Regions from separate parts of the Homo sapiens genome. Here all the other regions are linked to region 3. Evidence: chromatin loops called from intact Hi-C (ENCODE). Cell type or tissue: B cell. All regions are shown on one strand. Links, peaks and the distances in the headings refer to the core of each region. The heading gives the core; the rest is flanking DNA.

Region 1 (4,364 bases), core at 192-4,191, 480 kb after region 3:
CCAAATTCATATTGGTCTTTATTTTCCTAACTGTTGAAGCAGAAGATAGAACAGCAATGCACCCAAGAGTCTGGTAAGCTCAAATATGTGGATTTTCTGAGTCTTCAGATAAACAATGTAGAAAATAAATTAAATGGTAATTTTAAATGATTTATCCAGCACTAACATGTCTCCAGTTTCATCTCTAGAAAGCCACTGCCAAGTTTTTGCACAACCTAATTTATCAAGCTTTGATAGATGAAAAATCCTCTAGTTTCAGTATCTCTTCTCATTATTCCATCATGTAATGTTGCAATTGATTGATTCTCATTTCATTTCAAGCCCTAGGTCCTCCTCTTCATACAATACTTCTAAGATGTCAATGGGAACACATCTATTGGTGTGCATCAAGGAATTACATCTATTCACTCACTTATGATCTGTAACCCACAATAAAACACCCTTTTCTCCAAAAATTAACCATATACTATAGGCTTCTCAGTTGTATGAGTGTGTGCGTATACACACATATACATACACCAAGGTAATATACCATATCCACATATACCAAGGTAAAAGATTCTTTGTGTGGGATAAGGAAACAGCCCAGCGCTTTTACATTAATAATATCTTGTTCTTAATTTACAGCGTTTGTAGCCCTTACCTGAGTGTTATCATTAAATATCCAGAGATTGAACTTTTCATCGGGGTAATGATATAAAATTGTTCCACAAAGTGTACTATATGAACCACTTTTCACAGTTCAAATAACATATTTTAGAAATAAATATCATAACTAGCAATAACCTATCTACACAAGGTGGAGAGGATGAGATTAACAAAAACCAAATTATATTTCCATATATCTCATGTTCAATTCCTAAATAGCTTGTTTTATTTTTCAAAATCCAATTGCACATAACCCATAATTGATAGGCCACTTCCTCTCCAAAACAAATAAACTGTCAAAGAATAAAGTGATAAATTATAAAAAAGGAAAATATGTATCATTTACTACAGTCATTCCCTTTCCCCAAAACTTGGCAAACATATAGGAAAAGTGCTATCAAGTGGGTACACTTTGATTATAAATCCAAAGCTCATTTGGAGCAGATGAGATTAATAAAAATAGGACAGAATGAGTATATATTTTTATATACGTGAGATGAGTGCTTGATTTTTACTTAAGAAATCAGGAGGATCCATATTAAATGGGAAACAATGGCATTTATCAACAGGAGAACCCATTCATCCAGTTACTACCAAATCTACAAATTCCAAATGTTTCTATCATTCTTATCATATAAAAGATTGGGGCAAATAAAATTATTGTTATTGGTTGTGTAAACTTCAAGCTCTCTAAGCTTAAGGCTAATGGTCCTTAGGGACATAGTTTTATTTGGTGATCTTCGCGGGGTGTACATTAGGGCCAAGGTTGCCTTTAACCAGGTTGGTGTAGTTTTTAGGGTGAGGGTAAGGCTCCCAGGGTATGTGAAATTCTTCTTTAATAGAGGACAAGGGATAAAATGCAAATCCTTCTAGTTGAAACAACCAAATGACTTAAATTTATGCTATAAATTAAATGATTCATATCAATTACTTCATTGAGAGCATGATTTTATGGTAGAAAATAAACTGGGGCCTGAGGCATGGAGGAAGAGGAATGTCCGCTAACACAAAGGTTATCAAATTTAGGGTCCCTGGGTGGAATCCCTATTCCTTTTCGGTCAGATCTTGTTTTAAGCTTTATTACGTTGTCATGGGATATCTTTCAAAATCCTTTACTCAATCACATATGGGGGGAAAATTGCGTTGAAATACAGAATTAAATCTTAAGTCTTTATGGAGATCGACAATTTCCATTTTTAAATAAATAAAATCTATATGAATATCTTCAACTTCCTAAAGAAAAAAGAGAGAGAGGAAAATAAACTTTTGAACATGAAATCACTTACATAAACCTCAAGTGTACTAACGTGTAGAGGAAAAAATCTCAAATGTGGGTGTAACCGCTATACATTTAGGAAACATGCCGCCTTGGGAGAGTGCCTATAACGAATTCCGTCTGCCACCCAGTGGCCGCTGAAATAAATTGTTTCTTTTGTTGGCCATTGCCCTGTATTTTGCTAAAAAAAAAAAAAAAAAAAAGAGGTAGATTATGCCATACCAGGAATTTAAAGCCATCAGGACATGTGCCTCGACATATTTTACAATACAATCAGTGTAGTAAATGTTAAATATTTTCCTTTTCGCGAACTCAGAGGTTAACCACGTGGCTCTACGAATAAATAACGTGTTCTTCCTGCGTCCCTGCATCTACCTGGGCTCAGATACTGACTGGCACAGAAGATACCGAACTGGCCCGGGATTCCCGAGTCACGTTGTTGGGCATCGAGAGGGTGCAGCAGGACACGCCGACAGTGGCCTCGGGTAGCTCGTCGTCCTCCGTCCACTCGTTGAGCTCGGGGCTGAAGCACTGGATGCACTTCTTGTACTTCTTCTCGCCCTCGTTCCAGCCCCCCACCAGGTAGGCGCGGCCATGCAGCGCCGAGACGCCCGCAGTGCTCACTCCCACCTGCAGCGGCGCCGCGTAGCTCCACTGGCCGGTCGCGGGGCTGTAGCACTCCACGGTGAGCACGTCCACGCGCTCCCCGCGCGGCCCCAGCTGGCTGCCGCCCATCACGTACACTCTGTCGCTCAGCGTGACCGCGCAGTGCCAGCCCCGGGGTGTGCTGAGGTTCGGCAGCTCCTGCCACGAGTCGCTGGCCGGGTCGTAGGCGCACACAGAGCGCGAGTAGGCGTTGGCTATGTAGCCTCCGGTCACCAGCACGCGGCCGTCGGCGACCGCGCTAGCGTGGCAGCAGCGCGCCACCTCCAGGGGCGTCTTCGGCTGCCACTGATTGGTGGAGGGCACGTAGCACTCCAGCGAGGCCAGGCTTCCTTCTGCGTTGCGGCCGCCCGCGGCGTACACGAGCCCGTTGAACACGCTCAGGCTGAAGTGCGTGCGCTTCTGGTTCATGCTGGCCAGGTGTATCCAGGTGTTGAAGCGGGGATCGTATCTGGAAATGATAGAGAAGGTGTAACAGCTTTGTCGGCGGCAGCTGGGGACCCCATGTTACTTTGCAAATCATGAGTGGGAAGCCTGACACTACCCCTGCAAGGAGGCGAGGGACCTGGCCCAGCACCTCACCTGGAGGCTGGAGTTTCTCTCTCAGCCAGTAAAAATGTGTGACACTTGGAAAAGACAAAGCAGGCATTGACCACCCCTCGCCCCCGTTTATAAGCCTCTCCTCCGTTTATAAGCACTCCCTTTATGGGGCCACTTGGAGAAGAGCCCACAGAGACTGAGCTTTCAGTCCCCCTTTCCTCCATATTCAAATATCTATCATCCAGTGGGATTTACGAGATGTGCACATGGGGGAGGCTGGGCATTTGTGACGATCAGAGGAGTGGCGATCAGAGAAGGGCATCGCCATATTAAAGTCAATTCTGCATATCCTCAGATGCCAACCATTCCTAGCTCCCTGTCACAGTTTAAGATACGAATTGACTGACTGGATTTCTCCATTTCTCACAAACCCCTTAATCCTACACCTCTCTTGGCCATTGCGACAGTAAAGCCAAGCCACTCAGCAAAGTCTTCTCTTGTCTGTTAGACTGAGACCAATAGAACTGTCTAAAAGCATCAACAAAGGCTTAACTTTGGATACTCTTCTATTTTCCAGCACTTGTCAGTAGAGAAGACTTTTTAGTTTAGGGATAAATATATATTTTTTTCAGTGCTCGGAACTATCCATGTATAAGCACTGCAATCAATACCTCACAAAGCGACTCGAGTACTAAAAGGTGTCTTTACAGCAGGAGGAAAATAAGCATAGTGAACTGATGCTTTCCTGTTGACATAGTTCAGAAGTATTGTAAATACAGAACTCACTCCTTCAGTCTGATGTTCATCTTTGTCCCATTTAACTCCCAAATTAAACTCAACTATAGTTACAAATTAAACACTAAAAATCAGTTAATTGTGTTCTTTAAAATGCATACACACATAATGGAATAATAAAGTATATTTTTCATGAAATACTACACAAATTTTCAGATCTTGCTCATTAGTTATGTTTGACTTTGTACTACTACCATGATATAAGCATGATTTTCTGAACATTTCATATGAATGGAAGTTTAATTTTTAATCATAAATATATAAAATAATATGGCATTTGAATTCCATTTTTCTGAAGGATGTGTTTTACTCTTTTACTCTTTTCTGTATGTATCAAAAATACTGACACATTTTCTGTTATTCGGTTTTCAAATAAGTATTTCAAATTAATTAGCTGCCACATTTTTAATGATCTCATTCTATTTGCCAATTATGAATTTGA
Region 2 (4,364 bases), core at 116-4,115, 120 kb after region 3:
AAAAACAAAACAAGGGCTGGGTGTGGTGGCTCATGCCTGTAATCCCAGCACTTTGGGATGCCAAGGCGGGTGGATCACCTGAAGTCAGGAGTTCAAGACCAGCCTGGCCAACATGGCAAAACACTATCTCTACTAAAAATATAAAAATTGGCCAGGCATGGTGCTGCACACCTGTAATCCCAGCTACTTGGGAGGCTGAGGTGGGAGAATCGCTTGAAATTGGGAGGAAGAGGCTGCAGTGAGCTGAGATCGTACCACTGCACCCCAGCGTGGGCAACAGAGTGAGACTCCGTCTCAAAAATGAAAATAAAAACAAAACAAAACATGAAGGTGAAGCAGCAATGATCAGATAAATGCCTATTTAAAGGGCAGTATTTAACAAACTGAGGAGTAGTAGCATGAGAGCGAAGACCTAGGCGGATCCAGAGGAGATACTGGTATAGGAAGGGCCTCTCCTGCCCCTATTCCTTTTCTTAGGCAGGGAGGAGGGAGAGGGAAACAGGTCAGCCGCCAGCAGCAAACTGACAACCTCTTCTTGGATGGCGGGAAACTCCTTGGCAGCCAGAGCCCCTAAGTGTTATGTGTCCCCTGAAAGATTCAGCTTCATACTCTGGCTGACCCCAGGAAGCTACCTCTGAAAAGCATGCTCCCCTTTGAACCCTGCTATGATGTTCCCCGAAAACCTGTGGCTCCTCAATCTTAACTACCCGCCAAGGCTCACAACTCCAGAACATGAGGCACATGCAGCATTCACCTACTGCGTCTTCAGAGAAGCAGCAGTTGGGAGGACAGCCTTTGCCATTTCTTTAATTTTTTTATTATTCATTTATTTATTTATTCTGAGACGGAGTCTCACTCTGTCGCCCAGGCTGAAGTGCAGTGGCGTGATCTCAGCTCACTGCAACCTCTGCCTCTAGGGTCCAAGCGATTCTCCTGCCTTAGCCTCCAGAGTAGCTGGGACTATAGACACACACCACCACACCCCGCTAATTTTTGTAATTTTAGTAGAGACCAGGTTTCACCATATTGGTCAGGCTGGTCTGGAACTCCTGACCTCAGGGGACCCACCTGCCTTGGCCTCCCAAAGTACTGGGATTACAGGAGTGAACCACCACACCCGGCTCTGCCCTTTCTTTGACCCCTCCCAGACTGGACCATCTTGCTACTCTCTCCAGTCGTTTTCACCTTGATTTCACAGAACAAGAACAGGCTCAATAAAGCATATGTCCACGTGGGGAACTGTCAGTCAGTCTTCCTTTCTTGCACTGTACACACTAAACTTTCCCAGCATTTCTCTCATGGCTGGCTTGCTTTGGCTTCAGAGGGACATGCCCTCCACACCCTCCCCACTAGTTATGCTATGGTCACGGAGGGTGTTACTGTCAGTCCGGCAGAACTGGTTGTGCTTAGAAGTCATTCAGGGAAATGGCTGGCCCCAGGGACTTTAAGGGGATGCTTAACACCTTTTGTTCTCAGCTTTGGGCCTTGGCTGTCAATTTTAAGAAAACCAGTTCCCACTTAGCAACTAACATCAGACTGTTATTTTGTATGAACATATATATCACAAACAATAAATACACACAAATCTCCCTATTTTAACTTAAACCTCTGATTTACACTTTGCTTTATTCATTTTCCCACAAATACTCATCTTTCCAAATTGGCACATATTCATCCTCCCACACCGCACAGTGCTTCCCGGGCACCTGACCCGAACTCCAGCCCCAGGTAGAGAATCCTTAGGATCTAGTCAATCTGTGGTGGTCCTAACCCCCTCTGGTGGCTGGTTCAGGCAGGGGCATGTGAAGCAATTGTGGCCAGTGAGTTTTGAGGGATGACAGCTGGCAAAGAGCTCTGGGAAACAACTTCTTTATGCTTAAAACCACACAAATGAAACATTTTTTCTTCTTCCTCTGAATGTGCTGCTTGGAGCTGCTGTAGCCATCCTACAACTGTGTGAAGTGGGGGACCCATTCTGAGGACAGAGCTGCTGATACCTGGAAGTGGCAAAGTAGAAAATGACAAGAACAAGGATCCTTGGTTACATCATACAGTCCCTGAAATAACTACGGAATTGCTCCACCTGGTAATGCAAGCTAATAATTATTATTATTATTTTAGCCATTTAGAGTTGGATTTTTTGTCCCTTACAGCTAAAGTAAGGCACTATCCCAACCCAAGCACATACAGATGGATCTAACTTATTCTTTTTTGTTCTTTTCAATGGGCCATACACTAATTTACAGAACCTCTCCCCTACTGACAGGCATCCAGATGATTCCTTGAAAAACAATGCTGTAATGAGCATCCTGATATGTATCATTGCATAACTAATCAAGGCTAGCCACAGGATAAAGTATTAGGAGTAGAATGGCTAGGCAAAAGGGCATGTGCATTTTAATTCCAACAGAAGGCAAAACAGCCTTTCAGAGAGGTTGTACTCTTTCTCCACGCCTTCACTATTATCACTATTATCATAGGTGACATGAAACCTATTATTTCATCTCTGCCATGTTAATAGACTAAGTCCTTTTGTTATTTCTTTTGTGTTTTAAAAATCATGAGAAACTGAGATTCTTTTTGTCTGTTTAAAAGCCATTTCTAGTTTTTCTGTGAGCCTAAGAAGTTCTTTATACAAAAGACTTTAAAAGACTTTTACAGATGACATCAAAAGAAGGCAATATGAAGCTGATTTACTTTCTAAAAGATACAGCAAGTAAGGTTCAGGTGCATATTTACCAGTGAGTTAACATGATACAAAATGAGAAGACCTTAAAAAGCCCTTAAAATTGTAAAAGGGGAAAGGTTTTAAACTCCTATTGCAACACTGCATTTTGGAAACTAGTTTTTCTTAAAGACTGCCAAGAATTGAGAAAAAAATGCCACTGATAATGGTGAAATCTATAGTATTCTCAGGCTACAAGCTTTACAGCATATTTTTAAACTCCAGTTAAAGTCAACGGAGGACCACCCACAGCAGGTGTCTCTGTCAGAGACTTCTCCAAATTCCTTGTTATCCAGGATAAAGTTTTAGACTTATCATAGAAAATGCTAACATTTTCTACTATCTCCTCATGCAATATTTACAAGGGACTATAGGCAGGGAGTGATGCTGCAGAAGGTAAGCAAAACCAAAAACCACCTTACCTCGAGGGCCTAGCAATGCCTTGAAATAGGTACTAAGTGATGCATCAAAATGTTCCATTTGAAAACCTATTAAGAAAAAAAAAGATACTGATTAATCTCTACTCAAAATGTTTTTTATACAGTATTTTTTCATAAAAGAATAAATTCTTTTCAAAGAATATGCTACAGACAAGGTTAAGTTCAGTTCCTTAGGTTAAAAGAATTTAATTCACAGAAGTGACTTCTGTGCTAGATCTAACTTGAAGATCAAAAGGAAAGACACAATTCTGTGAGTTCACTTTATAAATGAAGTGCCAGTTTTCTGAACTTCTTTTCTTAGTTCCATAAAAACTCTTTCCGTGAAGCTGAAATCTCAGTGGGGAAAAAAGTGGAACTAACTGGAATGAGAGGTGGCAGACAGGAAGAGATCCTGTCTGGGCAACAACTGAGGACTTGAGGTAAGACAAGGAAGAGCCATATCAGGGAACAGAATGCCACAGTGACAAGACAGTTTTTTCCGCTTGTTACTTTTATCAATTATTATTTTACAGTACTTCATATCTACAGTAAAAAAAAATTCAAGTATTAAAAATTAAAAAAAAGGGGCAAAAATCTCATTACTTCCCTCAACCTCAATCCCCAAGCCACGCATCACAAGGAACCTAATGGTAACATTTCTTCAATATACTTCCAGAGATTTCTCCTCTTTTGAGCACAAAGAGGTCATGCTAAATGGATGTTTTCACAATTGTGGGTGAAATCTACCATTAGTAGATGATCATGTCAACTTAGCATTAAAAATAATAATTGATCATAGTAGAGAATCAGAATGCTTTGCTCTCAGTGAGAATGAATATAGTTTTATAAAACTTTAGTTTTATTATATCATATTTATAAGTATAATGTACTTAGCTGTGATGTAAAATATATTCTTACTGTGGGGATCACAGTTAAAAAAAACTAAAAAAACACTATTATATATAGAAGTGTGTATATATTACTTGCTTATTTTCACTTAATAAAACATCTTGAGATACCAGTTAAAGATTTACCTCCATCTTCTAAGATTCTATAGCTCCCTACCTTCCCCAATTTAAGATTTACATTTAGAGGGTAGCTAATCAACTTTTCATATGCATACTGACTAGATTTTCCAACTTTCCTGGCCATTCTTCTTACAGGAATAATCATCAATATTATAACGTCCAAGGGCAAAGGCAGAACTGATTTTATTAACT
Region 3 (4,364 bases), core at 162-4,161:
CGGGTGGATCACCTGAGGTCAGTTCAAGACCAGTCTGGCCAACATGGCAAAACCCTGTCTCTACTAAAAAATACAAAAGTTAGCCGGGTGTGGTGGTGGATGCCTATAATCCCAGCTACTTGGGAGGCTGAGGCAGGAAGAATTGCTTGAACCCACAAGGCGGAGGTTGCAGTGAGCTGAGATTGCACCACTGCACTCCAGCCTAGGCAACAGAGTGAGACTCCATTAAAAAAAACAAAAACAAAAACAGAAAAAAATACAAAACAGTGTAGGGCATGGTGATGCATGCCTGTAGTCCCAGCTACTTGGGAGACTGGGGTGGGAGGATCACCTGAGCCTAGGATGTTGTGCCTGGGCAACAGAGTAAGACTCTTATCTCACAAAAAAAAAAAAAAAAAAAAAAAAAAAAAAAAGAGAGAGAGAGAGAAAGAAGAAAAGAAAGGAAGGAGGGAAGGAAGATCATTGCTCAATGTGTGTCAGAGAGTCACAAAATTAAATTAATTATGGATACATTGAAAAGCAGGTAAATGAAAAAATGAGGCAATTATTAATTCCAGGAAAAACAAAGAATCATATCTTAGCAATGAACAATATTTGTCAAAGTAGTGTAAATGCCAACCACTAACTAACGAAAATATTTATGTAATTACCTTGGGAGGGGCAAATGAATCAGTAAAGTCTAAAACTAACAAATTGAGAAACACAACATGAGCATATTATTCAGAAACACGGAGATAAATGCTTAGGGAAATTCCTAAAAGAGATAAGGATAATTTTCTGTGGGTGTAGGGCTATGAGATAAGAAAAGGCAGTTAGCTGGCCAGGCGTGGTGGCTTATGCCTGTAATCCCAGCACTTTGGGAGGCCGAGGCAGGAGGATCACCTGAGGTCAGGAGTTCGAGACCAGCCTAGTCAACATGGTGAAACCTCATCTCTACTAAAAATACAAAAAATAGCTGGGTGTGGTGGTGCATGCCTGTAATCCCAGCTACTCGGGAGGCTGAGGCAAGAGAATCACTTGAGCCTGGGAGGCAGAGATTGCAGTGAGCCAAGATCACGCCATTGTACTCCAGCCTGGGCAAGAAGAGTGAAACTCCATCTCAAAAAAAAAAAAAAAAAGAAAAAGAAAAAAAAAGAAAAGGCAGTTAGCTATCTGCAGTTTTTCATGACAAGCCTTTTTCACTACTCGAATTTACATGCAGGTATTGCTTTGATAAAAAAAAAAAAATAACTGAAAAATATTTGCCCACTTGTAGCTCTGTCTCTTTTGGGCTGTAGTGTCAGGTAACTAATTTGATATATTAGCAAAGTAAAGCCTGATATATTGTCTAGCCCTATCAGATAATTTACTTAATTTTTCTTTTCTTTTTCTTTTTTCTTTTTGAAACGGAGTCTCGCTCTGTCGCCCAGGCTGGAGTGCAAAGGTACGATCTCGGCACACTGCAACCTCTGCCTCCCGAGTTCAAGTGATTCTCCTGCCTCAGCCTCCTGAGTAGCTGGGATTACAGGGGCCTCCTACTACGCCTGGCTAAGTTTTGTATTTTTGGTAGAGACAGGGTTTTACCATGTTAGTCAGGCTGGTCTCGAACTCCTGACCTCAGGTGATCCGCCCACCTCCGCTTCCTAAAGTGCTGGGATTACAGGCGTGAGCCACTGCGCCCGGCCAATTTACTTGATTTTTCAAGGGCTCCAATACTTCTATGCTAAAACGACTAATAGTAAAAATTTTAATCAACACAGGAAATTAGTGTGAAGAGTGGGGAATATTTGAGGTTTCCGAAACCAAATCACTGGGCAATGCATACATTATCCAGAGCCTAGAGCATCATGGATTCTCAATTAACATCTAATGGGATGTGTGACAGAAGAGCACAAAACTCATTACCCTGAGTGTGGTACCCTATCTACGGGATAGGATATTGGGGGCAGTGTGGACCCTTGCATCTAAAATATTTCCTGCATTTGTATTCCACAGATGCTTGAAATTCAATGATAATTTCATTTCATTGGTCCTCAAGGGTTTTTTGATATTTAGAGTTGTCTGCTAAGATGGGAAATTTCTCAGGAAAGGAACACCCCTTAGAAGGGGGTAATTTGCTTGTTACTGAGAATAAGAAGTGAACCAGGTATGGCAGCTGTGCCCATAATCCAAGTCACTTGGGAAACTGAAGCGGGAGGATAGCTTGAGCTCAAGAGTTTAAGTCCAGCCTAGGCAACATGGCAAGGCCCCCGTCTCTAAAAAAATAAAATAAAATAAGAGAAAAGAAATTTCTATTAAAAACTTATTTTAAAAATAAGTAAAATAGAATAAGAATGGAAAAGTGAAGGGTAGGCAAGGGCAGAGGTAATGGCCACACAGGACTAGCCTTCGGCTTGGTCATCTTTTCTACCAGTCACCAATCCAGGGCACCGAGAAAGTCCAGCAGCGCCTGAGCCTGCTGCACTTGCAGTAGCAGGGACTGGCCGGGAGATGGCAGCCCTGTCCCAGGTCGGGTGGTGCCTCAGCCGCAGTTCCTGTCACGGCCATCGGGAGGCAGTGCAGGAACACTCACTGATGTGTAGCAACTCAGCCTAAAAAGCAGTTTTTATTATAATACATTGCTGCTGTGATAAGCACTCAGCAAATATTTGTTTGAGTGAGTTGACTCTATGTCAGTCATTAAGATCACTCTCTTGAATGCACCCTCAACACCTTTGCAGGTACCACAATCCTGGGTCATCACTTTAAACCCATGTCCGTGAATGTTACCCTGTATCCCCGCCGTCCGTTCATTCTCACACTGTTTCACACTTGCAACTCACTCAGCTAAGCTCCGACACCTCACTCTGCTCATGGCCTTGCTTTCCAGTTCACTGAGAAAACGAAGCAGATAGACGGAACTTCACAGCGCCCTACCACGACCACAGGTCGGCCTTCCTGCCAGCGAAGGTAGGTGAACTGTCCTGGCTCCTAAGGGCAACCCTTCCCGTGCCCTAGGTAAAATCCCTTCTCACTTCCACGGAAACATGACTCCAGAAAATTTTCACGACCTTTTCCCCCACGTCATCAATTTTCCTTTCTCTACTAGCTTATTCCTATTAGCACAGAAACCTGCTGTTATCTATCCCATCATTATTTATCATTCCTCTTGGGCCCCAATTTTCTATCAGCTATGACCCTATTTCTGTTCTTTTTTCCAGTAATTCCTGGGGTTTTCCATACTTACTGATATTCACCAACTCCAAAGCCTTCCCTGCTATTCTCGGCTACACCCACTGTAATCAGCTTTTGCTCAGACCGTTCCAAAGGAACTTCTCTTGACCTCTGCATCACTTACATCCATTAGTCAACCCTGTCCTCATCTTCACTTTATCTATAAACAGCACTTGATTGCTAGCTCCTCACTTCACCGATCCTCAGGGCACCATCAACTGGCTTCTCCTCCCCTCTTAGTTCTTTGTGGAGTCTGCCTTTTCTCCCCAATCTATCCTTACCAAGTTGTCTAAGGCATGGTCCTTGCACTTATTTATACCTCTGGCTCAGACAGAAGTCTGAGCTCCATACTCAGCTCAGACAGAAGTCTGAGCCCCATACTCAGCTCAGACAGAAGTCTGAGCCCCTGAGCTCCATACTCTGATACCTAACTGTTCAACTTCTCTGCATGACCATTTAATCGGCCCCCATACTGTTATCCTCATATTCCCCTGCTCTGCCCACAGTCTTCCTGTCTCAGTTAATGGCTACCCATCCTTCCAGGCTCTCAGGCCAAAATCACTGCAGGCATCAGTGACCACTTTATTTCTCTCACACTCCATATCAGCTCCCTCAGGAAATCCTGCTGGCTGTACCTTTAAAATATATTGGGATTCAAGCCGGGTGTGGTGGCTCATGCCTGTAATCCCAGCACTTTGGGAGGCTGAAACAGGTGGATCACTTGAGGTCAGGAGTTTGAGACCTGCCTGACCAATATGGTGAATCCCCGTCTCTGCTAAAAATACAAAAATTAGGCTGGGCATGGTGGCTCATGCCTGTAATCCCAGCATTTGGGGAGTGTGAGGTGGGTGGATCACCTGAGGTCAGGAGTTTGAGACCAGCTCGACCAATATGATGAAACCCCGTCTCTACTAAAACTATAAAAATTAGCCAGGTGTGGTGGCATGCACTTGTAGTCTCAGCTACTCAGGAGGCCGAGACAGGAGAATTGCTTGAACCCAGGATGCAGAGGTTGCAGTGAGCTGAGATCACGCTTCTGCACTCCAGCCTGGGTGACAGAGCGAGATTCCATCTCAAAAAAAAAAAAAAAAAAAAAGAAAAGAAAAGAAAAAAAATACATATATATGGATTCTTACCATGTCTCACCACCTCCACCCACTACCACTCTGAGG
Region 4 (4,364 bases), core at 111-4,110, 190 kb after region 3:
AACAGAACATGGCAAAAATGATGGAATGTCGCCTCCTAGATTGTTAGAAAAGAAGGTGTGACCTCTATCTTATTGGCACTCCCTCTGTAACTTCTTGGCTTTGTGTACTTTGATGAAGGAAGGTGCTATGGAACTGTCTACATGTCAAGGAACTAAGGTTGGTCTCCTGTCCACAGGGAGCTGGGAACTGAGGTTCTGAATCTAACAGCCCTTGAGGAACTAATCCTGCCAATCACCACATGAGTGAACTTGGAAGTGGATCCTTCCCCAGAAAAGTCTTGCGATTACTCCAGGCCCAGTGGATACCTTGACTGCGGTCTGTGAGAAATCCTGAGGTAGAGAACCCTGCTAAGGCAAACAATGCCCCAATTCCTCATCTGCAGAAACTTTGAGGCAAAAAATGTTGTTCCAAACCACTAGATTTTGGAATAATCTGTAATGTAGGGATAGTTAATACTTTTTACAACAGAATCAGACACAGACTAATTGAAATAAAGTTTATTTACTTTGCTTATCAAAACAATCAAGGTATGCCTAGTGTTTGATAACTATGTCAATATACCGGTCACAAGAATTTACCTTTCCCAAAATGGTTTTCTCATATCATGAAAAACATATACACATATGGGTATAGGTTGCCCAATTTCAAAAAGAAGAGGTCAAGGCAAGCGACTTTGAAAACAAATTAAGCTGCTGCTTCACTGATTAGGGAACTTACTGGTAAGGAACCCTCATTCCTCAACCCACTTCCCCCAGATATCAGTAAACATTTTCTCAACTCGGGGGTAGTCAAGTGCCTCAATTTCTCACTTCATTTATTATTTTGAATTAAGGTATTGCAGCTTACTATAACACAAACCAAAACACAGACATTATATGGGGAGGATAACGCATTGAACTTTCGTTCACTAATGAGTAGACCCAATTAGTTTATTAGATCAGCCAAGCAAGGAGAAACTAGACTGTGAAAGTCTGAAAGCCCAGAAAATTGTGTTGTGGTTAAGAAAAATTCACACGGAGTAGGGATAAAGGGGGGGCACAGTGGATGCATAGAACAGGCATAAAAAGACAGAATTACTTTTCAGAAAACATTCATTCATGAATGAATTCACTTGTTAAATTATCCTCCGCACATAGCAAGAAATCTAGAAGTCAGTGGATGCTGAGTACATATTTACTGACTATTCTTTGGGAACTTGGTATGTGCTAGGAATTGGGGTGATAAAACTTTTTACCAATATATGGCAAAAAGCGATGTGCCTTAGGAAGTGCAAAAAAAGTGCTGTGGGAATCCACATGTCAAAGAGGATGAGGAAAGGGCATTGTAGCAGTAGGGCCTTTGCAAAGGCTGTATACCCTCTTCTTAAAACTGCTCACCTCTCCTCTTCCCAGGTCTCAATTGAGAAGTCATCGTTTTAAAACGACAGGTCTTTCCCATACCTGGCTAAAATCAGTTTCTCCTCTACTTCCTCTTCCTCAGCCACTACTTTACTTTGTCCACAGCACTTAGCACAATCTGTAGTTGTTCTGTTTACTCATTTTTACCTCCTACCTTCCCTATTACACTTCAGGATGGCAGAAACAAGTCTACCTTGTTACTGGGGTGTGCCGGGCATAAAGTGTGCGCACACTTTTTTTTCTTCCTGTTTTTCGAGATAGGGTCTCGCTCTGTCGCCCAGGCTGGAGCGCAGTGGCGCGATCGCCGCTCACTGCAGCCTCGAAGTCCTGGGCTCAAGCGATTCTCCTCCTTGGCCTCCCAAAGCGCTGGAATCAGGGGTGTGAGCCACCTGGCCTGAGTGACTGAATCTAAAATATGGAGTCAAAAAGGGGTATTGGTGTAGGGACAGAAAAAAACTGGGTGTCCAGACATGAATTCCAATCAAAGGAGCCGGGCCTTCTTGGCACATCGCGCTCCGAGAACCCGGGAGGGATCCAGAGAGGCGGGGACGCCCTTTGTCACCGGCCTGAGGGGCGGGCGTGGCTTCCCTTTGCAACCCCTTCCCCCAGTCTTGACCGCAGGCCCTTGAGGGCCACCATCACTTCTGGGTTCCCGGAACGCGGTGGGCACACTCGCGCCAGGCGCGGGTACCAGGGCCTGCCTGGGGCCCCCTCCTCCACTCGCGCGGCGTGGACACCGTTAACTGCCTGTGGCTCAGGGCGGTGCCGCCGCCACCCCCGCGGCACTCGGCTCCTCTCGCCAGCCCTGCGCCACTCGGCTCCTTTCGCCCGCCCCGCGCCCTCGGCGGGCCCGCCCCGCTCCCCCGCGGCGGTCACCCCATTCATTCCGCGGCTGCACCCACCAATCACCGCTCACCAACAGCGCCGCATCTGGCGATGGGGCGGGGCCTCGCGAGGAGCACGCTCGCGCCCTCCCCGCCTTGAGCTCGCTCCCGGGCCGGGTAATTCCCGGGCAATGACCAGACCTCGTCCCCGCGCTGACCCTTCCTGGGGACATCGGGTGGGGGTGGAGGAGGCGCTGAGCTAGGGAGAGGAGGGTTGTGCGGCCCGGACCACGCAACCTTGGGATCGGAGGGTGGTTGAGGCCTTGAGGGAAGAATGGAAGGCGGCCTTGACTTCTGGTGCTTCCACGCCCTTCAGATCCAGAGCCCAGAGCGTCCAGGCTGGAGTTTAGGACGTTCATCAGAGTCCCGAGACGCGCGAGTGGGTGGAACCGCGTGGGGCGGGAGAAGAGGGGGAGATTAGGCAGCAAGAAAATGGTCCCCGTGGGCAGTTCAGCCTAAACCTGGAGCTGGGGAAGGGCCTCTGGAGAGAAGCCTTAAATCGTTACTCATCTTTCACAGTCTTTTATAATCGTGAATGAGCCCTCCGTTGTAGACTGTTAATGCGTGTCCAGGATGCCCGAGAGTGGGGGTAAAACAATAAAAGACTCCTCCTGTTGTGATTAAAATTATATTTGCTTTTTGTATCCTCCTAAGTTCCATGATATTGAAAATGTGTCTTGTTATATTTCATAAATGAGCTTTTAAAAAACTTCTGAGATATCTTCCAAAAAGTATCACTCACCAGGGAAGAAAAGAAGAGGAAACCTAGTGGCTTTTCTGTTGACGCCAAAGGTTACTCCCTCTGCCTCACCATAAAAAAAAAAAAAAAAAAAAAAAAAAACAAACCCCAAAAAAACAAAAAACAAGAAAAAGCACAGAAAGCAGTTTGGCTTGCTTGTAAAGTCTTGGTAGATATTTCTGCTTATCATTTAATCCTTTTAACAAGTCTGTAGGAATAGATGGGTATTACCACCAGTTGTAGATGTTGAAACAGGCTGAGATTCATCTGGCCAAGGTCATACATAGTTTGTAAGTGACAAAGTGTGGGCCTCTCACCGGTAGACGGTCGTGACTGCAATTGTCCAGGTTCTTGACATTTTGAACAAAGAATTGAACAAAAGGCCCAGCAAAGCAAAGAAAGAATGAAGCAACGAAAGAACGAAAGCAGGGATTTATTGAAAACGAAAGTACACTCCACAGTGTAGGAGCTACCAGGGCAGAGGCTCAAGGACCTGGATACAGAATCTGCCTGGGTTCAAATACCCTCTAGAGGTTTGTTTCCCTTTGGCCACTTCATGCTCACCTCATGTAAATGAAGTGGTAGCCCGCAATCAGTCTGATTGGTTGTAGACAACCATTCAGAGGCTGGAGTGAAATTACAAAGTTGCAAAGGAAGACTGGACCCGCAATCGGTCTGATTTGTTGCTAACTCCCAATTTTCCAACTGCCTGGCAGAAAATGTCAAGGGGAGTAGCCTCTGATCCTCTTGTTACTTCGGGGTGGAAAGTTAGGGTTTTCTTTTCTTTTCTTTCTTTTTTTTTTTTTTTTTTTTTTGGACGAAAGTCTTGGTCTGTCACCCAAGCTGGAGTGCAGTGGTACAATCCCAGCTCACTGCAACCTCCGCCTCCCAGGTTCCAGTGATTCTCCTGCCTCAGCCTCCCGAGCAGCTGGGACTACAGGCGCGCGCCACCACTCCATGCTAATTTTTGTATTTTCAGTAGAGACGGGGTTTCACTATGTTGGCCAGGATGGTCTCAAACTCCTGCCCTCGTGATGCACCCGCCTTGGCCTCCCAAAGTGCTGGGATTACAGGCGTGATCCACTGCGCCCCGCCTCCTAATTTAGTTCTAGGAAGTTGGTGTGAAACAGCTTTAGGTTCCCTGCCTCCAGATCCTATTCTCCTGCCTCAGGCCCTTTCCATACTTCTCTCCCTTACATCATGAAATTTCAATCCACAATAAATGGAAGGTGAAAAGGAATCTGATGATTTTGGAGTCCTTAGCTAAAAACTGCATCTAGCCGAGTACTAGCACCTCTTGGAGATGAGTTGTGTTTTTTGAGAACTCTGTTAAGTACATAGTT
Region 5 (4,364 bases), core at 135-4,134, 240 kb after region 3:
TTACATCATCAATAACCTGCCAGTTGTCAAATTTCCTCAATAGTCTTTTTTTTTTTTTTTTTTTTTGAGACCAAGTCTTGCTCTGTGGCCCAGCTGGAGTGCAGTGGTGTGATCTCTGCTCATTGCAACCTCTGCCTCCTGGGTTCAAGTGATTTTCCTGCCTCAGCCTCCTGAGTAGCTGGGATTACAGGGGTGTGCCATCACACCTGGCTAATTTTTGTATTTTTAGTAGAGATGGAGTTTCACCATGTTGGCCAGGCTGGTCTCCAACTCCTGACCTCAAATGATCCGCCTGCCTCAGCCTCCCAAAGTGTTGGGATTACAGGTGCGAGCCACCGCACCCAGACTTCAATTATCTTATGAAAAGTTTTTGCTGCCGTTTTATTTGAATTAGGTCTAAGTAGTATCCATACACTGCATTTCGTTAACACGCCTCTTACATTTCTTTTAATCTAGAGATTCCTCCTTACTCATTTTTCTCTTCTTCACAAGTTTTTTTTTTTTTTTTTTTTTTTTTTTTTTTTTTTAAAGAAAACCGGTCATCCAGGCTTTCTTTAATGATGAGAAGAAATGGAAGTATTTGCCTGTTCACATTCTTGAATGCTATAGGGTTCTCCAAGTTGTAGATTAGAAAATGCTTTAATTTGAACTCTGAAACATTTCCAGGCAAAAGCAGCATTACATGGTCTTTGTATGCCTTGAATCTTGGCATTGTCTTGGATGTGCGATGAATGTATGTATGCTCCAGCATACAAACATTCTGTTTCTGAAACAAACTTCAGAAAAAGTTTGTTTCATTGGCATTAAACATTTGTTCTGGTAAATATTTCTCATCCACAATTATCCTATGCAGCTCTTTTTTTCTTTTCTTTTCTTTTTTAAAGCTTTAAGACATTCAATATGGCATTTGCTGCCTCACTGCTGATCTTCACATTATGAAAATTATGAGCCATTTGAAGCACTGGAACAGCCCATGACTTGCTATAAATATTTGCATATAGGTGGGATCATCAGAATGTTTTTTAGTGTATAAAAAAGAGTAGAGGCCGGGTGCGGTGGCTCACCCCTGTAATCCCAGCACTTTGGGAAGCTGAGGCGGGTGGATCACGAGGTCAGGAGATCGAGACCATCCTGGCTAAAATGGTGAAATCCCATGTCTGCTAAAAATACAAAAATTAGCTGGGCATGGTGGTGGGCACCTGTAATCCTAGCTACTCGGGAGGCTGAGGCAGGAGAATGGCTTGAACCTGGGAGGCAGAGGTTGCAGTGAGCTGAGATCGCGCCACTTCACTCCAGCCTGGTGACAGAGCAAGACTCTGTCTCAAAAAAAAATAAATAAATAAAAAAATTCTTGCCTTAGCCTGGATTGTCTGCGGTTTAAGTGGTACTTAAACTATATCTGATACTTCTGTATCTGGTCTTCCATCCATGTGACAAGTATTTTTTCATATCATCAGTTGGCGCAGCTCTTTTCTTCCTAACAACAGTGAATTTAACCAATATGGATGATTTCACTGCATCACTGATTCACTTCTTATCCTTTGAGATGGTTGAGATTGTGGATGTGAAAGTCCTAATTCAAATGCAGTGGCTATTACTGGCTTGTCACGTTCATGCTGGGCAATTACTCTTGAGTTTTATCTTGAGAAACTCAGAAGTAATTTGCCTTCCTCTTCTTATCAGAAGCAGGAGAACACGGATGGGCATTTTGTAGACATGGTAAGATGTGGAAACACAAGACTCAATATTCAAAAAATGCTGGCAACACAGTAGTACACTGTAGAGTATCGGCTGTTTACCCCTGTGACCATGTGGTTGGCTGGGAGCTGTGGCTCACTGCCGCCACCCAGCATTGCGAGTGAGAATTGTACTACATATTGCTCGCAGGAAAAAGATCAAAATTCAAAATTCAAAGACAGTTCCTACTGAATGCGTATAGCATTTGCACCATTGTAAAGCTGAGAACCAAGTCGGGGACTGTCTGCATTTTCTCCTCTAAAAAACTTCATATTTCTTAACTGTTCACAGAAAAGGCTTATACAAAATAATCAATTTGGGAGCAATGGCACCTTTAAGCCCAGACTGTAGTCTCTAAACATTGCTTCTCACCAAAAAAATCCCCAAGCTCCTTGGAGAAATGAACAGTCCAAGTCTGGAGCAGGAAAGGAGATAAGCCTAGAATTTCTCTGTCTTTCTCGTATGAACTGTACCTCAAGATATACAAGGAGTGGATGAAGAAAAGTTCTTTATAGAAAAATTCTAACTAATAAATGAAAAAGGAATAAAATAATTCGATTATAGCCATTTTGTAACTTTTAATGAGATAATGGATCTAAGTAAAATATGTTTAGCTTCATTTGTTTCATCTTACCTATTTTACAATTTTATTCTAAAAGTAGTAAAAATTTTGGGATCTGCCTTATCTCAGTCTTTAGGATGTTCTTTGCCTGCCTCTAACATTCCTGTATCTTGAGTAGCAAGTGGTCAGGCTGAAGTGAAAATTCTTTAGTCATCACAAGGAGGTTGTACTGTTATCATGGGTGCCGGTTCAGCCTTCTCGTCAATGAAGCTACCCCTTCCTGGGAAACTCCTGCCAGGTCATTAATAACAACAAAGGAATTCTATTCCAGGAGGCCTTACTCCCTGGGTCTCTTGCTGCTGAAGACTTTATGGGATTTCCATGAGCAATTAGTGATTAACTATCCCAACAGCTGGCCATGTTGCTCCAAGAGGATTTGTCCTGCTACCTAGTTGGACTTTGATCTCTGATCTGTTGATTACTACTTTAATCCATTTTGTGCTGCTCTATTAGGATACTGAGACTGGATAACTTATAAAGAACAGAGGTTTATTTCCTTCTTATAGTTGTGGAGGCTGGAATGTCCAAGATAGAGAAGACTGCAATTGGCCAGGGCCTTCTTGTTGTGTCATCCTATGGTGGAAGGCAGAAAGGTGAGAGGGAGAGAAGGAAGAGGGGAAGGGGAGCTGAATTTATTCTTTTATTAGGAACCCTCTCCCACAATAACAATAGTCCGTTCATGAGGGTAGAGCCCTCATGACCCTAATAACCTCTTAAAGCTCCCACCTCTCAACACTGTTGCATTGGGGATTAAGTTTCCAAAACACAAACTTTGCAGGGGACACATTCAAACTGTGGCGATTTCCTTCCAGAAACGTATGGTGGCTGCTTGGCCAGATGCCCAGCTCACTGCACTAGTTGAGTGCAAAAATGGATAAATTGGCTACGTAGAGTTATGTCAGGCTTACTAGCACAAGATCCATGAGAAAACATTCATGGACACAGGGTTGGTGTCCCATTGTCCATCCTAGACAGAACTAAACACAAGACATCCTCATCCTTGTGTTGTGAGGCATTTAAGATGAAGTATTGGCCCATCCCCCATGATCACACCTGGGTGCCACAGCAATGTGGGGTGGTATCACCTGGTCTCTGGTCCTATCCTGTCAGATCAGTTTCCAGGTTGGGAGAATCACCACCCCCTCTCATAGTGCAATCAGAGGGCTGGCGTCCAAGCCTAACAATTTCAGCTCTTTTATTAGGTAGCATATGAGTGGCAAGATTTTCCATGTGCATTTTCAGGACTGAAGGACTTCCAGCCCCAGCACTAGCATCATGGGGGTGAGGGAGATTCTGGAATCTAAGTCAACCAGAATTGATTGTCTTAAGCACAGGGTCACAGTGGTTTCCAGGGAGCTTCACAAGAGGCCCTTTCCTTTTCTGGGAGACTAGCCTGCACAGGGTTTGTCTTGGGCAAATTAATTCTTTCCTCTCTGGATACTTGGGTTGTTTCTGGGCATTTACTGTTGGAAATAGCACAGCAATAAATAGCCTTGTGCTCACTTCCCTTGGGAAATGTACCATCGTATCTCTGATATTGAGTTCTGGAAGTGGGATTGCTAGGTCAAAAGTCTTGTGCAAATTTTCTAGATATTGCCCAATCCCCTGAGTTGGGGTTGTGCTATTTCATCTGAATTTTAAAAAGTTCTCTATGTAAATCCAACATGCAGCCAATATTGAGAAACACTTTTCTAGAATAGGTTTTCAAACATTTCTTATATCACTTGAAAACTACTTGGGCTGTTTGGTTTCTTGGTAAATCTCTGATTAGGTCTTCAGTTAAAACGATTCCCTCTAAGGCATGAGCACTGACATTATAGGCCCTTAAACCCTGTCTGAATTTAACAGTAATGCCCTCCATTCATATAGCAGTTTCACCAATGCCATCTCCTTTCATCTTCACAGAATTTCAATGACATAAAGAAAACTGATCTTATTCTCTCCATGTTATGGTTTTGGTGCATAGAGGGGAGCCAATGAACTATACTGCAGAGCTTATTATTCT
Region 6 (4,364 bases), core at 275-4,274, 74 kb after region 3:
TCTCAAAGCAAAGCAAAGTGTAGAGAAAAGAAAATTGCAACACTAGCCTCTTGGTACCTTGACATGAACCACAATTAACCACACTCTTTAAGTGGTGGTAGCTTCCATTTCTGTCACTGTTACCTTCATAGTACTTTTTTTTTTTTTTTGAGACAGAGTTGCTCCTTCTGCTCACTGCAACCTCCACCTCCTGGGTTCAAGCGATTCTCCTGCCTCAGCCTCCCGAGTAGCTGGGACTACAGGCACATGCCACCATGCCTGGCTAATTTTTTGTATTTTTAGTAGAGACGGGGTTTCACCGTGTTAACCAGGAAGGTCTCGATCTCCTGACCTCGTGATCCGCCCACCTCGGCCTCCCAAAGTGCTGGGATTACAGGCGTGAGCCACCACACCTGGCCCCTTTATAGTACTTCTATCTCAGTTTGAATTTCCAAGGCAAAGCCAGACACCTTTTCTCACAAAGCCTGTGCTCTGTTGTTAGGTGTGGGCATGAGTCTTGCTGTTCAAACTCAACTATTTCATTCAAAGTGACCTTTCGTGGGTTTACAAATTCATTGAGGTTGAATGTGTAACTAAATTCTAAAATGTTAGTTCTAAACTAAGTTCTAAAATGGTTCTAAAAAGTTCGTATGTAAGGAGCACCAGGAGGGCTTGCTGAAACACCAGTTGCTGGGCCCCACCCCTGGAGTCTCAGGTTCAGCAGGTCTAGGGCGAGGTCGGAGGATGTGCACTTCTAATACGTTCCCAGGTGGTGCTGAGGCTGCTGGTCTGGGGGCCACATTGAGAAACACTGACTTGAATGACTTGATGCTGTTGCTGGCCTGCTTTGTAAACTTCTTAGACCCTATCCAGTAATTGCCTTTCTTTTCTTTTCTTTTCTCTTTTCTTTTTCTTTTTTTTTTTTTTTGAGACAGAGTTTCACTCTTGTTGCCCAGGGTGGAGTGCAATGGTGATATCTTGGCTCAGTGCAACTTCCGCCTCCTGGGTTCAAGTGATTCTCCTACCTCAGCCTCCAAAGTAGCTGCGATTACAGGCATGTGGCACCACACCTGGCTAATTTTTTTGTATTTTTAGTAGAGACAGGGTTTTACCATGTTGGCCAGGCTGGTCTCGAACTCCTGACCTCAAGTGATCCACCCATCTCAGCCACCGCACCCAGCCAGTAATTGCCATTCATAAAGAAAGCCAAGATGACACCTACAGAGCAAAATTATGTGATATTCAGGAATAAACACTGAAACATTATTTTGATTAGAATAATAGCTGCACGGAACAGAAACTTAGCTATAAGAGCTTAAGCAAATAACAGTTTGTTTTTCTTACATTCCCAAGAAGACTAGAAGCTGTGATAGGCTGGTGAAATGACTTCACCTCATCAGGGGTCAAGGCTCTTGCTAACTTTCTCTTCTGTCATCCTTGGTAAATGATCTTTGTCCTCATGGTCACAAGATGGCTGCTGCATCTCCATGTATTGCCTCTGCACTCTAGGCAGGAAAATGAATGATGAAGAAAAATGCATGTATGAGCTTTTCTGAAAGTCCCTCTAGAGACTTCTGTTCCCATCTCATGGGTTAGAACTATGTCACATGGCCACACCAAGCTTCAAGGGAGCCTCAGCACTCATTGACCCACATAAAATGGGGTTCCCGTCGATGAGAAAGGAAGGAAGAATGGGTGGTAATCAGCAGGCTCTGGGATGCACTCACCTGCTTGACTCCCAAAGGGTCACATTGCGTACTCAGGCCAGAGCCACCTACAGTGCTAAACCAGCCACGCAACAAGTGAAAGGGACAGAGAAAAGACATGAAGCCACTTCTGTACTAGCATTTCTTGCCTCCTGCTAATGGGTGTTATATGAAAAGGGAAAACTGAACTAGAACTTCTTTACTATAGACTTCTGAGAAGTTTTATTAAGCTTATGTATGTGATGACATTCCAAGGCAGGAACAAACATACTGCATTTTCCAAGCTTATTTGACCACAGAGGCTTTTTAAAAATTTTTCTGGAGCATCTCTCTGAACTACATTCCATGGAAATTTTTGCCAGAAAACCTTGATATATACAGTGTCAACTATCAGTGTGTTTTTTAAGACTCCTTACGAGAAAAAAAGCCAAGTATGTTCTTCTTACATCAGTGAGATAGTTCTACTTTTTTTAAGGGGAAGGAAATGAAAATAGGAACAGTTTGTGAGTCAGGGCGGGGGGTGTGATACCAGCCTGCCACCTGAGAACCATGCAACCTTGACAGGCCTGGTGGCCTCCCTAGAGTCTCCTGTGGTTTTTTTTTTTTTTTTTTTCTGTGAGACAGAGTCACCCAGGCTGGAGTGCAGTGGTGCGATCTCGGCTTACTGCAACCTCTGCCTCCCGGGTTCAAGTGATTCTCCTGTCTCAGCCTCCAGACTAGCTGGGATTACAGGTGCGTGCTACCACACCTGGCTGATTTTTGTATTTTTAGTAGAGATGGGGTTTCGCCATGTTGGCCAGGCTTGTCTTGAATTCCTGACCTCAGGTGATCCGCCCCCCCTTGGCCTCCCAAAGTGCTGGGATTACAGACATAATCTACCACGCCCGGCCAGAGTCTTCTGTTCTTACTTGCAAAACAAGATCTGTAGGCAAGCACCAGGATGCATCCCAATAAACCAAAATTCTGCAACTTCACAGCTCCTAGAAAGATCAAGAAGGGATGCCTGAATCAATCTTTGGTAATGGGAGATAGAGGATATATGCCCTCCTGTTGGGCGACAGAGTGAAACCCCGTCTCAAACACTGGAGATGGACTCTCGGGGTTTTGACATGTTGGCCAGGCTGGTCTTGAACTCCTGACCTCAGGTGATCCGCCTGCCTTGGCCTCCCAAAGTGCTGGGAGCACAGGTGTGAGCCACCACACCAGGCCTGGTTCTCCCCTTTTAAGGGCTCATGCATTCTATTAAGCTCACCTAGATAATTTAGGATAATCCCCCCATCTCATCACATCTGCAAAGTCCCCTTTGCCATATAAGGTAACATATCTACAAGTTCTAGGAATTAGGACATGGACATCTTGGGACTCATGGGCATTCTGTCTACCATGCAGATGAAATCTATTGTTTAAAGAAGTATAAACAGTGTTGGGAAACTGAAGACTATAACAAAAAATTCAAATTAGGCTTAATAGTATGTGAGACAAGCAGTACAAAAGGTAGAGAAGGTTTATGTGAGAAAAGAAAAGAAAAAAAAACCCAAGAAAGGAGATCAATTACAATACAAGCAAAAGTAGGACAACACTAGTTACGAGCTGGAAGCACGTGAATCCTTTAAGAGCCCGAGCAAAGGGCAAAGGTTTAGTATGGGATTGTTGGAGTTTCTTTCTATTATATATTGTACCTTCACCAATAGAACTAAAAGTCTAAAATCACACTATTTAAAAACCGAGAATGTATCAGCATTAACCAGATTGATCCTACAGGCGCTGCTTGACTTTCAGGTGTGGAGGTGGTAGGAAGAGCCACAGAATGGCCTGAAATAATTGCAGAGCTCCAGTGTTTGAAGAATGTATAGGAACCTGGTGAGGTGAAGGCACCCGTGCCTTTGCTTAGTGGCTTCAGGATGTGGAATAAAAAGGAACATGACATCTACATCCAGGTGAGAATTAGGCTTGGGACAAAGGGTGGTGAAGTATTAGTCCAAAGGTCAATAAAAGAGTAAGAATCACATGCAAGTAAAAGGATCCAGGCAGAGGGTGTGCAATAAGAATTTCTCAGTCCTGGTCCTGTTGTCATTGTGAACCACATAATTATTTGTTGTGTGGGTGTCCCGTGCATTGTAGGCAGGTTAGCAGCATCCCCGGACTCCACCCATCTGATGCAGTGGCACCCTGCCCCAGGATGTGACAACAAAAAATGTCTCCAGGCCTTGTCAAATGTCCCCAGGGGGAGGAGACAAAAATCACCCCAGTTGGGAACCACTGGTATACACTGAAAGAATAGGTAAGGGGACACAACACACCAAAAAGGGGGAGCCTGCAAGCCTGGAAAGAGTCTTTGAGGCTGCAAGGACACAAAAACCGAGGGAACCTTGTAAGGGGCCTGTTGCTGGAGCTGGTGGGCTGGCTGGGAGCCACCAAGAGCATCCAGCTGGTTTGCATACTGGCCTGTAACTTGGCCAGGGCAGGATCCAGGTCAGAAGAGCTCAAGTCTAATTCGTTCAGGGGTTGCACTCTGGTTGTTTTCCATTTGTTATGCAAGCACAGGTTTCAAAAGGCAATTCACCTGGGCAGGGGATATGCTTGCTTGCAATATAAACAGCTTGGAACCTATTATCTTACATGGTTGTTTCACTTCATCTAGGTTCACTGTCTGTCCTCCTGACCCCTGATTTGTAGAGG
Region 7 (4,199 bases), core at 200-4,199, 310 kb after region 3:
CCCTGGCATCGAGTGGACCCTCAAGAAATATTTGTTAGCTGCCAGATGCAACTTTCCGCTGTATTGTCAACACTTTTTCAAAACACGTCACTGAGGATTTCAGTAACTTCCCAGCAGCTACAAGGAATCTTGGGAACCTTTTCTCTAGGCAGAGCAGGCTATTTAATACCCCATTTGTAATAGGGTGATTTAAAGATACTTTGAAAGCCAATCTAAGAAAAGACATTTCTCCGATGGTGCCTGAAGTTCGATGCATAGAGGTTTTTCTTTCTGTTACCCTCACTAAGTTCTTTGAAAATGCCTACAGAAGGGGTGTTCATATCAGGCCCTTGTGCTTCACGAGAATAAGTTGATCGGGTAAAAATTTTCTCCATAAGAGAGACCACTATTGGGAGGGGGCAGCTGCCCAGTTAGGAGGGTTAGACTTGTCCTGCACCAATATTGTCAAGCAAGTGGGCTCAAGGGTCCCTCTGGACTCTCCTACTTAACCTTCACTATTGGCTTAAATATAGGAGTGACCATCCCCTCTCCAGAAACTGGCCTCAGTCCTGTAGCTTATTTCTTGGGATCAGTGACCCACCTCCACTTTCCACCACCTCCAGAGGCTCGAGAGAACCTGTCCCTGTCTAAACAGCCATTATTAAATGTGACTGTATTTTTTTCTCTATAGGAATGATGTATTTTCTATTTAAAAAAAAAAAAAAAAAACTCCCACAATCTTTGTGTGACTTGCATTTGAGAGCGGCCAAAGGACCTACTTGCAAAGCAGTGCAGAGGCTGACATTTACTGATAATCTGCCATGCACGAGGCACCCGGCCAGAGGGACGCTTCCTGTTCAAAATGACTGTTAGGCAGATGCTATCATTTCCATGTTACTGAGAACAAAGTTGAATCTCTGAGAGAGAAAAAAAGGAACATTCACAGGGTCACAAAGGTGGGTTGAATTCCAGAGACCCTGTTCTCTCTACAGCAAGGAAAATTACCCATACCCAGGAGAGCAGGGAAATGTCATAAATTCTTTGTATGCCCTCACTGCACTTTGCACAGGGCTTGGAGTCTTTGATGGAGAATGCATGTAACATAACCCACTGAAATTAAGCTTAAACAAAAATGATACTTTGCTGGGAGGGATCCTGGTCACCCCCTAAAATCCGAGGAAAGTTGAACAACCAGGCCTCAGTACCAAGAGTTCTTGGGTTTTATATCTGTCTAATGCTACACCCGCAACTGGACTAAATAACCTGCATCTCTGTCTCTTAGTCAGAGTTCTCAAGAGAGAGACCCTAATTGGCTCCTGGTCAGCCAATGAACTTCCTCCTCCTGAGTCAGGTGTTCACTTCTAGTCCAATCAGCTATGACCAAGAGTCAAGCAAAAGCAAAACTTCCGGGGGCTAATTCTGAAGTCTGCCCAATGGTGTCTACTGTACCCAGATATAATTCAATACATGTTTATTGTCTGGTGTTTTTTGTGTTCATTCGTTGCAACCAAGTTCTTTAAGAACCTTGGATACATCGTCCTTCATTTAATCATCAGGCGGGGGTTGATAGGCCATAGTGATCAAGAAAAATATGTGAAATTTCTATATGCCAGTTATCGCTGTGTTAAAAACCTTCAGAGCAAATTAAGAAAGGAGAAATAAACTATTTGTTCTCAAAAGCTTGGTTTCAAGGGGACCGAGGAAATGGGAAAAGCATCTGTGGACAAGGCTATTGTGCTTGCTGCTGGAAGACTACCAAGGCCAGTTACTAAACGGGTGGGCAGCAACAAGTAGTTGCTTTGTTTTTTTTTCCCCCATAGGAAGTTGTTGTCTCTGTTTTGCAAGTTTGTCAAATTTCTTTTGTTTCTGGGGTCAATAACCTAGATACTTGAGACTCTTTTTTTCCCCTTCCGAGGGTCCTAATTTTGCATTTTACGTAACACCAATCTTGACCAAAAGCTGATTTATTAAGGAGGTTTCTTCTGGGTTAGTTGTTGGTGCTGGAGGCTGCGTGTACATGACTTAGTCTTCTACTGCCACCATGAGGGAGATGCTGGAATTGCAAGGCTCTTTTAGTTATCAAATGTAAATTTTCATAAATGAAAGTGAGCACGTTTAAAATTATCTCTATCTATTTATCTATCTATCTGTCTGTCTATCATGTTCATATATATATAAAATGGAACAATCCACCTCCTAAAACATATCCTCTGAAAGGCTTAAAGAGATATATAGTATTGCCAAGTGTGTCTGAGTTAGGTAGGCGAGGGTTTGAGACCTGCCTCTGCCTACCACTACAACCGCCCTTACACTAGACATTTAAGTCTTCTAAGCCACAGGTGTAAAAATGGTCTGATAGTACCCATTTCACAGGGCTTGGTATTGAAAAAATGACATAGCCTGTGTCAGTCTCTAGCATTTGGTAAGTACTCAATAAATGATTACCATTGCTATCACCTGAAATTGACCACGGCTGAAAGTATTAGAAAAGCTTTCTGCAGGGAGAAAGAGGGGTGAGGGTGGAGGGTACCAGTAACCCCGTGAAAACAAACACCAGTGCACAACTGGAGTGGATGCTCAATAAACATATGAAAGGTTCAGGGGAAAGGGGTAAAGTCACCAGGGATGGCTCTAACAGCCAAAAGAGGGATGGAAAACACTCTTTTAAGCTGACCATTTTAGAGTCAAAGAACCAAAAATATAGAATGTTCGTGTGGTAAGGATTCTAGATATGTACTCCAGCTTTTTTTTTTTTTCAAGTGGGGCAACCGAGTGATTGAATCACTCTTCAAGTTAAAATGTTAATCAGCAGTAAAGTGGGACTAGAACCCAAGACTTTTGTTTTCTTTTCTTTTCTTTTTTTTTTTTTTTTGAGACAGGATCTAACTCTATTGCCCGGGCTGGAGTGCGATGGCACATTTGTAGCTCACTGTAACCTTGAAGCCCTGGGTTCAAACAATCCTTCCGCCTCAGCCTCCTGAGTAGCTGGGACTACACTCACACACCACTGTGCCCAGCTAATTTTTATTTTTTTGGGCAGAGACAGGAATCTCACTATATTGCCCAAGCTGGTCTGAAACTTCTGGCTTCAAGTGATCCTCCCGCCTTGGTCTCCTAAGGTGCTGGGATTACAGGCATGAGCCACTGTGCCCACCCCCTCAAGACTTTTGACAAATAATCCAGAGCTCTTTATATATAAGCACCAAAATATCAGTCAAGATTAGCCAAATCAGGATTGTCTTGGATTGAAAAAAAAAATGGGCAAGTTGCTTAACCTGATTATGCTTTAGTTTCATTACTGGCAAAATGGCAATCATAATATCCTACTGCAGGGGTTCTAGTAAAGACTGAGATGCCACATGGAAAGCATTTAGATTTGTGCAATAAATGTCCACTGGTATGATTATATGAGTACAGACTTCATCTGGTACAATTACACCGTCTCCTGAATGTGATCAACAAAACTTTGCCATCTCTAAAACCACTGGCTTCCTAACCCTGCCTCCATGATAAACTCTTTAATGGTGGGAACATTTGTACCTCTTTATACGTTCTCGTGCCTGTATAATTACCTTTTTAAAATTAAACTTTTAATTTTGAGGTAATTCTAGGTTTATATACAGTTATAAGAAATAATACAGAATGATCCCATGTACTCTTCACCCAATTTTTTTCCAGTGGAAACAGTTTGAAGAACTGTAGTACAGTATCACAACCAAGATATTGGCATTGACAAGATCGACCCATCTTATTCAGTTTCTCCTGTTTTACTTGTATGCATTTGTGTGTGTGTGTGTGTATTTAGTTCTATACAATTTTATCACCATTGTAGGTTCATGTTTCCACTTGACAGTCAAGACACCAAACAGTTCTATCTTTCATGAGGATCCCTTGAACTGGCCTTTTATAACCACACCAACCTCTCTCCTGTATCCCCCTGCCCCATCCTGAAACTCTAGCAACCAATTTGTATTGGGCTTTTTTTTTTCTTGATTATAATTCACTGGAGACTCATCCAGATTGCTGCCGATATCACTAGTTTATTCCCTTTTGTTGCTGAGTAGTATTCGATGAGATAGGTGAGTAGTATTAGATGAGATAGATGTACTGCAATTTGCTCAGCCATTCACTTCTTGAAGGACATCTGGGTTGTTTCCTGTGTTGGGCTAGTAGGAATAAAGCTGTTGTGAACATTTGTATACAGCTTTTGTGTAAATATA

What was found. A loop is a pair of places that touch in the nucleus more often than their neighbours do. Peaks named below come from ENCODE experiments on the same cell type or tissue, not always from the same donor. Only the 100,000 strongest peaks of a DNase experiment are listed, where the experiment ranks them.
Region 1: a loop joins it to region 3, with 5 times the contacts of the local background. A loop is called at or near these places in 30 of 110 quality-filtered maps.
Region 2: a loop joins it to region 3, with 16 times the contacts of the local background. A loop is called at or near these places in 48 of 110 quality-filtered maps.
Region 4: a loop joins it to region 3, with 7 times the contacts of the local background. A loop is called at or near these places in 37 of 110 quality-filtered maps.
Region 5: a loop joins it to region 3, with 21 times the contacts of the local background. A loop is called at or near these places in 67 of 110 quality-filtered maps.
Region 6: it touches region 3 in a loop (6-fold over the local background); 10 of 110 quality-filtered maps call a loop at or near these places.
Region 7: a loop joins it to region 3, with 16 times the contacts of the local background. A loop is called at or near these places in 106 of 110 quality-filtered maps.

The regions. Positions count from the first base shown.
Region 1 is chr6:53,649,293-53,653,656 of GRCh38, forward strand. It overlaps KLHL31 (kelch like family member 31), which reads right to left. Exons shown (of 3, transcript NM_001003760.5): 3 at 1-3,038. The coding sequence ends at 2,306. Among named protein-coding and RNA genes, the nearest start is that of KLHL31, 14 kb to the right of the region's middle. RefSeq lists a silencer at 1,839-2,133 and enhancers at 2,505-2,564, 2,595-2,814. In B cell, for the core only: CTCF peaks have their summits at 2,027 (motif pointing left), 2,235 and 2,473; DNase peaks (open chromatin) are centred at 2,069, 2,319 and 2,729; H3K4me3 peaks cover 1,343 bases; H3K27ac peaks cover 801 bases; H3K27me3 peaks cover 634 bases.
Region 2 is chr6:53,292,495-53,296,858 of GRCh38, forward strand. It overlaps ELOVL5 (ELOVL fatty acid elongase 5), which reads right to left. Exons shown (of 8, transcript NM_021814.5): 2 at 3,148-3,213. The coding sequence starts at 3,205. Among named protein-coding and RNA genes, the nearest start is that of MIR5685, 18 kb to the left of the region's middle. In B cell, for the core only: CTCF peaks have their summits at 1,773 (motif pointing left) and 1,977; a DNase peak (open chromatin) is centred at 1,777; H3K27ac peaks cover 3,926 bases.
Region 3 is chr6:53,169,557-53,173,920 of GRCh38, forward strand. No RefSeq gene overlaps it. Among named protein-coding and RNA genes, the nearest start is that of GCM1, 23 kb to the left of the region's middle. In B cell, for the core only: CTCF peaks have their summits at 2,495 (motif pointing right) and 2,703; DNase peaks (open chromatin) are centred at 2,525 and 3,336; H3K4me3 peaks cover 1,101 bases; H3K27ac peaks cover 1,528 bases.
Region 4 is chr6:53,357,186-53,361,549 of GRCh38, forward strand. No RefSeq gene overlaps it. Among named protein-coding and RNA genes, the nearest start is that of ELOVL5, 10 kb to the left of the region's middle. RefSeq lists a silencer at 2,067-2,426 and enhancers at 2,178-2,686, 2,687-3,194. In B cell, for the core only: no CTCF peak of the experiment used is centred there; DNase peaks (open chromatin) are centred at 715, 1,686, 2,276 and 3,266; H3K4me3 peaks cover 2,089 bases; H3K27ac peaks cover 3,990 bases.
Region 5 is chr6:53,409,021-53,413,384 of GRCh38, forward strand. No RefSeq gene overlaps it. Among named protein-coding and RNA genes, the nearest start is that of GCLC-AS1, 20 kb to the right of the region's middle. In B cell, for the core only: a CTCF peak has its summit at 1,844; a DNase peak (open chromatin) is centred at 1,811; H3K4me3 peaks cover 788 bases; H3K27ac peaks cover 362 bases.
Region 6 is chr6:53,242,948-53,247,311 of GRCh38, forward strand. LOC124901332 (a long non-coding RNA gene) reads right to left here. Exons shown (of 4, transcript XR_007059612.1): 2 at 2,594-2,665; 3 at 1,324-1,484; 4 at 1,098-1,197. Among named protein-coding and RNA genes, the nearest start is that of MIR5685, 32 kb to the right of the region's middle. In B cell, for the core only: no CTCF peak of the experiment used is centred there; DNase peaks (open chromatin) are centred at 713, 1,664 and 2,204; H3K4me3 peaks cover 2,289 bases; H3K27ac peaks cover 3,322 bases.
Region 7 is chr6:53,482,814-53,487,012 of GRCh38, forward strand. All of the region lies in intron 3 of GCLC-AS1 (GCLC antisense RNA 1), which reads left to right. Among named protein-coding and RNA genes, the nearest start is that of GCLC-AS1, 53 kb to the left of the region's middle. In B cell, for the core only: a CTCF peak has its summit at 2,033; DNase peaks (open chromatin) are centred at 848, 1,338 and 2,008; H3K4me3 peaks cover 1,498 bases; H3K27ac peaks cover 482 bases; H3K27me3 peaks cover 250 bases.